3 separate regions of the Homo sapiens genome follow, and all the other regions are linked to region 3. A link is a contact called in ENCODE Hi-C or POLR2A ChIA-PET data. All regions are on one chromosome and are shown on one strand. The core of a region is the stretch at or near the end of the contact, and the rest is flanking DNA. Distances in the headings are between cores, read along the strand shown.

Evidence for each region. Hi-C counts contacts between places; a loop is a spot of excess contacts on that map. ChIA-PET counts read pairs that join two places held with the same protein, here RNA polymerase II (POLR2A). Pooled maps may share reads with other maps.
Region 1: a loop to region 3 is called in a pooled map, with 4 times the contacts of the local background. The contact joins the promoter of RNF187 here to the enhancer-like site in region 3. A Hi-C loop is called at or near these places in 1 of 37 single-sample maps with no recorded cell type and 3 of 50 pooled maps. POLR2A ChIA-PET finds 5 or more read pairs at or near these places in 1 of 52 experiments (HEK293).
Region 2: a loop to region 3 is called in a map with no recorded cell type, with 30 times the contacts of the local background. The contact joins two enhancer-like sites. A Hi-C loop is called at or near these places in 6 of 37 single-sample maps with no recorded cell type and 3 of 50 pooled maps. POLR2A ChIA-PET finds 5 or more read pairs at or near these places in 1 of 52 experiments (activated B cell).

Annotation. Positions count from the first base shown.
Region 1 is chr1:228,486,113-228,488,812 of GRCh38, reverse strand. It overlaps RNF187 (ring finger protein 187), which reads right to left and starts at 1,431. Exons shown (of 4, transcript NM_001010858.3): 1 at 935-1,431. The coding sequence starts at 1,324. RefSeq lists enhancers at 1-713, 831-1,691, 1,993-2,372, 1,692-2,553 and silencers at 793-992, 1,253-1,372.
Region 2 is chr1:230,121,102-230,123,801 of GRCh38, reverse strand. The region is part of intron 1 of GALNT2 (polypeptide N-acetylgalactosaminyltransferase 2); the gene reads right to left. Among named protein-coding and RNA genes, the nearest start is that of GALNT2, 55 kb to the right of the region's middle. RefSeq lists enhancers at 322-531, 542-671. Within about 2 kb of position 1,286, at least 9 of the 41 ENCODE cell types and tissues checked have a DNase peak (open chromatin) inside an H3K27ac peak, as active enhancers do.
Region 3 is chr1:229,479,672-229,482,371 of GRCh38, reverse strand. The region is part of intron 12 of NUP133 (nucleoporin 133); the gene reads left to right. Among named protein-coding and RNA genes, the nearest start is that of NUP133, 27 kb to the left of the region's middle. RefSeq lists an enhancer at 2,518-2,567. Within about 2 kb of position 1,436, at least 4 of the 41 ENCODE cell types and tissues checked have a DNase peak (open chromatin) inside an H3K27ac peak, as active enhancers do.

The DNA.
Region 1 (2,700 bases), core at 182-2,681, 990 kb after region 3:
GCACAGGCAGTCAAAAGGTTTCTTGGGCTTCACACCTATTCAGAAGGATCTGGGTGCTGGGGCTAAGGGGACTGTCTAGGTGGGTTTAGGAGTTCTGTGTCTGTAAGTGGCCCTGTTCAGTGTGAGTTCGGCCTGTACCAAAGGTCTGCACAGCCTGCCCTACACCCTGCCCTGCCTGAGCCGGATGGGGGTCGCTCTGCCCGGTGGCAGGACCCCCAATGCAGGAGGAGCACCCAGGGACACAGTCTGGCTGGCTTCCCCTCCCCTGTATTGAAGAGCAGGACCCCAGGCTGGCTGTTGTCTCCTATTCTGTGTCCCACAACCAACCCGCCATGGGCAAGGCTCCAGACTCCCGGACCCGCTGCTGCCAGACTCTCAGAGCGGGTTTCTGAAAGATGGGAGAGGGGACAGGGGGTGCAGGCGAGGGCTGGGTGGCCCGGGGAGCAGACGAGAAGGTGGGCCAGGCCTGTGGACACAGTGGAATACAGAGGGGCAAGAGGCGTGATGTCTCCCCCAAGGGAAGAGTGAGTGGAGGAGTCAATCTGTAGGAACTAGAGGGGGTCTATGAGGGCGAGACAGGGCACAGCTAGTGATGGGACCACAAAGATGGGCGCTGGTGGGGGAAGGACTTCGTAGAAGGTAGGGGGTGGGGAGATAAGGCACCGCCCAGCAGGGGACACCAAGACGGGGAAGGGGACCAGACTCCGAAGAGACGCAGGAAATATGGGGAGGCAAGCCGCAGGAGGGAGGGGCCCAGCACACGCTGGAGAGGGGACCCGTGGCGGTGAGGGGAGGGGGACAATCCGGGGACGGGGACAATCCGGGGACAGGAACAGTGGAGACGGGAAGGGCCCAGGGCTCAGGGGGACCGGGGCGGGGGCGGAGAGGCGCAGGGCACCGTCCGGGGTGGGGCACGGGACCCCGCGGCGCGCACCTTGCCGCGCAGCGCCTTCCTCCAGCGCGGTTCCCACTCGGGCGGCTCGGGGCCCGCAGCCATACGGCAGGCGGCGCAGAGCGGGCCGGCGTCGGCGCGGCACAGCAGCTGCAGCGCGGCCTCGCTGGCCGGGCCGTCGCGCGCGGGCGCCGCGGCCGCCTCCTCGAGCGCCAGAAGGCGGCGGCTGAGCGGGGGCCTGCCGGGCTCCACGGCGCGCTGCCAGCAGTCGTCGGCGCACTCGGGGCACGGGAAGGGCCCGTCCTCCTCGGCCCAGAAGCGCACCACGCACGCCCGACAGAAGCGGTGGCCGCAGTCGGCGCGCACCGGTTCCCGGGGCGCGCGCTGGCACAGGGCGCAGGCGGCCTCGGCGGGGCCCGCAGGGAGCGCCAGGGCTGCGGGCGGCGGGGCCGGCAAGGGCGCAGGAGCGGCTGGGGAGGGCCGGAGACCTAGACGGCCGGCGACCGGACGGAGACCAGCAACAGGACGAAGACGCCAACGCCGGGGACGCGCACGGGGCGGGGTCGGGGACGCGCACGGGGCGGGGTCCGGACCGCGGAGCGCTCTGCCGATAAGATCCTGGCAGCGGTGTGCTGCAGCCGGAGGTCCTGGCCGCGCTGCGCTCCACAGACAAGATCCTGGCAGCAGTGTACTGCATCCTTAGGTCCTGGCCGCGGTGGGCTTCTCCGCCTGGATCCTAGCGGCGGTGCGCTCCTCCGCCTTGATTTTGGCAACTATGCTCTCCACCTGCAAGGTCCTGGCAGCGGCGCACGTCACCGCGCAAGTCCTGGCAGCTGCGCGCTTCACTCTACTGCCTGCGGACCGGCCCAAGTCGTATCCTGAAATCTTACTGGGCTGTCCCTTCCTACTTCAGTAACTCCTGCGAAAGAGGGAAACAAAGTTTTATTTTTACTTGAAGGTTCCATTTTTAAAAGGTTGTTTTTGTAAGCTGCTAGGATCTGAGCTGCGCGTACCCCCGCGGTAGCTCGCCCGCGTGGGCTGGGGACGGGGCGGGAAATGGCCTGCGTGGGCCTCCTCCGCTGCTCTCATCCTGCACGGACCCGCCCTGCATGGGCACGCCCTGCGTGCACGGGCCTGCCCGCGTGGACGTGCCCTGCGTGCACCCTTCCTTCAGGGACCCGCCCTTGAACGGCCCTCCGGACGTGGACACTCGTATACGCCCACCCTGCGTGGGATCTCCCTGCGTGGACCCATCCCGCTGAGCCTCTTCTCGCGCAGCCTCCCTCTGGCCCCCTGGGAAGCTACCCTGGTTGTCCGCTGTCTCCTGGCTGGGGGGAGCTCTCATTGATTCTGTGATGATGCATGACAGAAGAGCATTTGTTAGCTTTGCTTTGCTTTTCTTTCTTTTTTGAGACAGCCTCGCTCTGTTGCCAGGCAGGCTTGAGTGCAGTGGCGCGATCTCGGCTCACTGCAACCTCCGCGTCCCGGGTTCAAGCGATTCTCCTGCCTCAGCCCCCCGAGTAGCCGGTATTGCAGGCGCCTGCCACGACGCCCGGCTAATTTTTGTATTTTTAGTACAGACGGGGTTTCACCATGTTGGCCAGGCTGGCCTCGAACTCCTGACCTCGTAATCCACCCGCCTCTGCCTCCCAAAGTGCTGGGATTACAGGCGTGAGCCACTACACCCGGCCGTTAGCTTTTCTTTAAAAAATAAATTTAAAGGAAAGAAATAAGCCTTTGGGAAGAGCAATCTTGTGTTTTTGTTTTTTAATTATTTTGAAAACAAGCAAGCATGGTTAAAATAAGAT
Region 2 (2,700 bases), core at 37-2,536, 640 kb before region 3:
GTTAAAGTAGACAAAAGAAGGCAATTAAAACATTTCCACTACCCATCATATAGGAGAAGAACATAAGTACACCTGTTGCCTTCTAAATAAAATATATATTTTTCCTTTCCATAATCGTAGAAAGTAAAAAAGACTTAAGAAATGAAGTCAAGGTCTATTTCCACAAAGGCTCAAGCAAGACAATACCAAATGGGTACAAAATGAAAGACAACTGAAAATCAAAGGTGGAGTCGGCTCTCAGAGGTCTCCAAAGCTCGGTGTCTAAACTTAGCTGTGCGGGCAACACACACACAGACATACACAACCAGTATACGTCAGTTATTTTCGAACCCTGGAACTCACACAAAGACATGACCAACCTGCATGTGCCCCTCTTCAAAGTAGTCCCCTGGGGAGACCCTTGGTATTCCCATGATGCTGTCATCATTCAAAATATTTCTGGAACTCCCCTAACGGGTTGGCCCCCAGAGACAACAGCATAATGTTCATCCTCTAAAGCACATTTGTTTTTTGGAAACAGCTAACAACCACTTGGAGCCAAGCGTCACGAATAAGGCAGGTGATCAAGCTTGGAAATTTTGTTCTTGGTCAGAAACTCACAGTGGGCACCAAATGGCAAGTATAATTTCTCCTAAGGCTCATAGACTAGCTGTGACCACGATGCCAAAAGCAGAGGTTCAACAATGTTCTGAACGCTGAAAATAAGTGTGAAGTCTCCTAAACAGCATGCTTGAAACTCGCCACTTTGAATACACTTGTTCTGATTAGACTATTACAACCAGCCTTGTGTCTTTATAACAATGTCTTGATAAATCACTACTGCACATCCCCAACTCAATGTAGCCCCAAGCAAGTTATTAATAACAAGGGGATGCGGGACACTTCAACTGCCAATCAAGAGACGACAGGCCACAACCCTGCACAGAGATGTCTGCATTCCACAGGCAGATGTCAACGCCCAGGAGTACGTGCAGACATAAATATGCACTATACGCGTGTGCAGAGATCTATATATACACCACAGATTCACAGCTCATCCCAAATCATCCTTAGTGGGCTTATCCTAAATATAGATAATAAATTCATGTTAATAATAGCTGAGACCTTTAAAATGCTCTGAAGGAAAACACACACACACGGATGAACACACACACACACGTATGTACATGCACACACACACACACACAGAGCCACCCTTATGCATTCCTGCACGCTGATCCACTGTGGTTTTCTGGTTTCCTTATCCCTGGGGGGAAAATTTTGTCAAAAAGATACACCCAAGAAATGTAAGCTAAACACTGACAGAGGCCTTCCCTGGAACACTTGTCCCAACATGCTATGATTTGAAAAGATGAGGGGGTCACTGAGAGACCAGGTCGAGGGAGAGAGAGGAGCAGCGGAGCAGCCACTGATTTGGAGGCCTCAGGGCTTGGGATTTATTTAACAGATTTTCTGAACCTCAATCTCATGGAGAATGAATTCTTTCAAGGGAAAGCGATATCTTTTCTTTTCTAACCAACTACAAAAGAACTGGTCCACTAGCCAAATATAATCAAGTTTGGTTTGGTTATATAGTTTGCCAAATATAACCAAGGAAAGCACCAGCTGTCTGTCTACCCATGCTTGCGGGGCAAAGGTTTATGAGGAAAATGGCATTATCCCAGTTCCTGGCAAACAACCTGTTCATAATGTACAGCACCGCTCAGGAGGAAGGGTGAACACTGGATTCAAATTCTAAACCCACAGTCCCAGCTAGTCGGGAGGCTGAGGCTTGAATGGTTGAGCCCAAGAGTTCAAGGCTAGCCTGGGCAACAGAGTAAGACCCTGTCCCTTGAAAAAAAAAAAAAAAAAAAGCATAACAGTATTTAAATAAACTACAAAGGGAAATATAAATTTATATATCAAAAAATAAACGTTATAAGATAAATAAATACATTCTAAATCCCTCCTCCCCTCTTCTAGCTGTGTGACCTCGAGCAAGTTACTGATGCTCCCAATGTCCCAATGTCCCCTTTTTGGGATCTATGCAAAGTGGGGTATGCAAAAGCACTCATCCTCCTGGGGCTGCTGAAGGGACTGACTCCGTGGGCATGGAAAGTTCCCAGCACAGTCCCTGAGTTACAGTCAGCTATTATTGCTTATGATGATGGCAACCTACTAAAGGCAGACACTGATGTTCTCCTCGGCAAAAACAAAGCCTTGTGAAATGGACATCCGCCTAATTCTCCCCTCAAACCTTGCCTTGAGTATTCTGGAATGGTGGTAGGGTTCTCCTCCTCAAAGAAGTAACCCATCAGAAACCTGGCAGGGACAAAGAAGAGGGGAGTGAGGGAATGCAACCAGGATGGAGACAGAAACAAAAAGAGAAGGGAAAAATCAAGAAGGCAAACAGGGGAGGGCAGGAAAGCCAACAGAGTTGTCTGTTCACGCACAAAAGCCTGCTGGTGCTTCCTCCAGTGCAGGGAGCCTGCCCCACCGCCCGCCACGGGACTAAGACAGCGCCTCCTCAGGTGTGGTCCAGGGACCCATACAAAGCCTTCACAACCCCACAGGCATGTGCCAGCACACAGCAGGCAGGTGCAGCACCATGGCTCTTGCAGAAAAGAGGAAAGAGCTGGAAGTGACCTCCAGATCCCAGGGAATGTCAACAAGGAAGTGGCTCTATGCCATTTGGACACTGGCTGGAGATCATTGCGTTAA
Region 3 (2,700 bases), core at 187-2,686:
GTCAGATCTTTGTTTTGAAGGAATATACTGAGTGTACTACCTTCATTTCCCCCAGTTCTGAGCCCATGGTTCCATAATCCCACTCATACTGGTGTCTGATGCATAGCGGCTCACTCACAGAGACAACAGATTCCAAAGTGCTTTTACAGTTCTAACATTCTGTACCTCGTGATCTACTGAGCTTAGTTTGTCACCAGAAGGGGGCACCATTAGGCAAGTTTTTTGTTTCTGTTTAAAATTATATTCTTTTAATCTTGTTCTTTTACATGGTTCAGTCTTCAAAAATCTCAGTTGAAGTACTGTGTTTTTATCTTTCACAAGTTTATCCTGTAATTAAAATTCTGTCACATTTGTGGCATCTCAAAATGTAAATGATAATGCAGCAAGTGACCAGTCATTAGATTTGTTTCCTGTGGCTGCCATAACAAATCACCACAAGCCAGGAGCTTCAAACAACGCAAGTGTCTTCTCTCACAGTTCTGGAGGCCAGAAGTCTGAGAGCGAGGCATGAGCAGGGCCCTCCCTCTGAAAGCTCTGAGAAAGGATCTGTCTTCACCTCTCTCAGCTCCGGGTGGCTGCTAGCAATCCTTGGTTTGTAGATGTGTCACTCCAGTTTCTGCCTCCATTGTCACGTAGCTGTCCTCACATTCACATGGCCTTTTTTTTTTTTTTTGAGACAGAGTCTCACTCTGTCATCCAGGCCAGAGTGCAGTGGTGTGATCTCGGCTCACTGCAACCTCTGCCTCCCTGGTTCAAGCAATTCTTCTGCCTCAGCCTCCCAAGCAGCAGGTGCACACTGCCATGCCCGGCTAATTTTTTGAATTTTTAATAGAGACGAGGTTTCACCATGTTGGCCAGGCTGGGCTCAAACTCCTGGACTCAAGATCCACCCACCACAGCCTCCCAGAGTGCTGGGATTACAGGTGTGAGCCACCATGCCCAGCCCACGTGGCCTTCTTATAAGGACATCAGTCATTGGATTTAGACTCATCATAATTTAACAAATTGTATCTGCAAAAACCTTATTTCCAAATAAGGTTGCATTTTGAGGCACTGGGTAGATATGAATTTGTGGGAGACACTATTCAACCTGGTGTAGTCATCTTAAGATGTTTTACAGGGGAAAATTATTAGGCACAAGAAGGGACCCCTGATCTAAGTCCTGAGCAAGCAGTACCCTCAGGAACAGTGTCATGGGCCCTGTAGCACAGCTGTGCTGAACTCATCCTGCCCAACATGGGTGAAGTACTATGGACTTAATAAGGGATGATTTCTGGGGGAGTGTCAGCTAGCTCTCTTAAAGATGTAGACTCCTTACAAACAGAATTGTGGTGCCTTTAAAGCTGGATTTCTCAACCCCATTAACATTGTCATTTGAGGCCGGGTGTGATGGTTCACACCTGTAATCCCAGTACTTTGGAGGCCAAGGCAGGCAGATCATTTGAGATCAGGACTTCGAGACCAGCCTGACCAACATGGTGAAACCTTGTCTCTTCTTAAAAAAAAAAAAAAAAAAAAATAGCTGGGTGTGGTGGCACATGCCTGTAATCTCAGCTACTCAGGAGACTGAGGCAGGAGAATCGCTTGAACCCAGGTGGCGGAGGTTGTAGTGAGCCGAGATCCCGTCACCGCACTCCAGCGGTGCATTGTAAGCTGTTTAACAGCATCACCAGCCACTTCCTGCTAGATGCCATTAGCACCCTTTCCCCCAACTTGTGATGCCCAAAGTTATCGTCAGACATTGCCAGATGGCCCCTGGGGTCACAATTGGTAGATAACACTTTTAAGTGTGACTGTCTGTTTAATCTTTTGCTAAGGTAATATTACTGTTTTTATAGCATCATTTCTTTGAAATTGATTTTTATGTTATTTTGGTTTTCATTTTATTTAGCCCAAAAAACACTAAATCTTTTGTTCATGAGAGTTTTGGGGAACTTTTTCTGTAATTTTTTATTAAATCTTGCCATAGTCACCTTTGTATTTTCATAACCTGTAGCGTGACTGGGTCACCAGCTTCACCCTGGCCTTTCACGCTTTCAAGAGTTTTTCTGCGTTTCTCCAGTCAGCTGTGTCTCCTGTTCTACCAAGGGACCATGACAGCCCTTTTCCAGTCTCCTCCCACTTCCCTCAGACTTAGCAGAGGACTTAACTTCCTACTTCACAGAGATCACAGAAGCCCTTGATAAGAGCTCCCTGTACCTCCTAGCTTACTAGCTATGAATGTATCTGGATCCCAAATCCTGTTCCTCTTTCCCTCCCAATAAAGTAGGAAGTGTACTCTTCTTCCTATCAGAGACTGCTCTTTGTTTTGAAGGCCACTCTCTCCTGCTTCACTTAAGACTACATCCTTTCAGTTCTCCCTTTCCTCTGTCCTTTGACCTTTCTCGTGCTGGCTCCTTCTCATCAGCAATTAATCATATTTAGTCTGCCATTTGTAAAAAGACCAGTCTTTGACTTTGCGTCCTTTGAGTTACCACCTTATCTGTTTGTTCCTGTTGATGGCTAAACCACCTGAAAGGATGTCTACATTCTCAGTTGTCGACCACATTCCCTCTCTGTCTACTCCCTCGGTGATCTTTTCTCCTCCTTGGCTTCATTTGCTGAAGAAACAGATGTACCATGACCCGGGCCATTATGTGAAAATGGAGAGTGTCCAGCAGCAGTACATATTTCATAGGCACTTGAGTTTCAACGTATCCA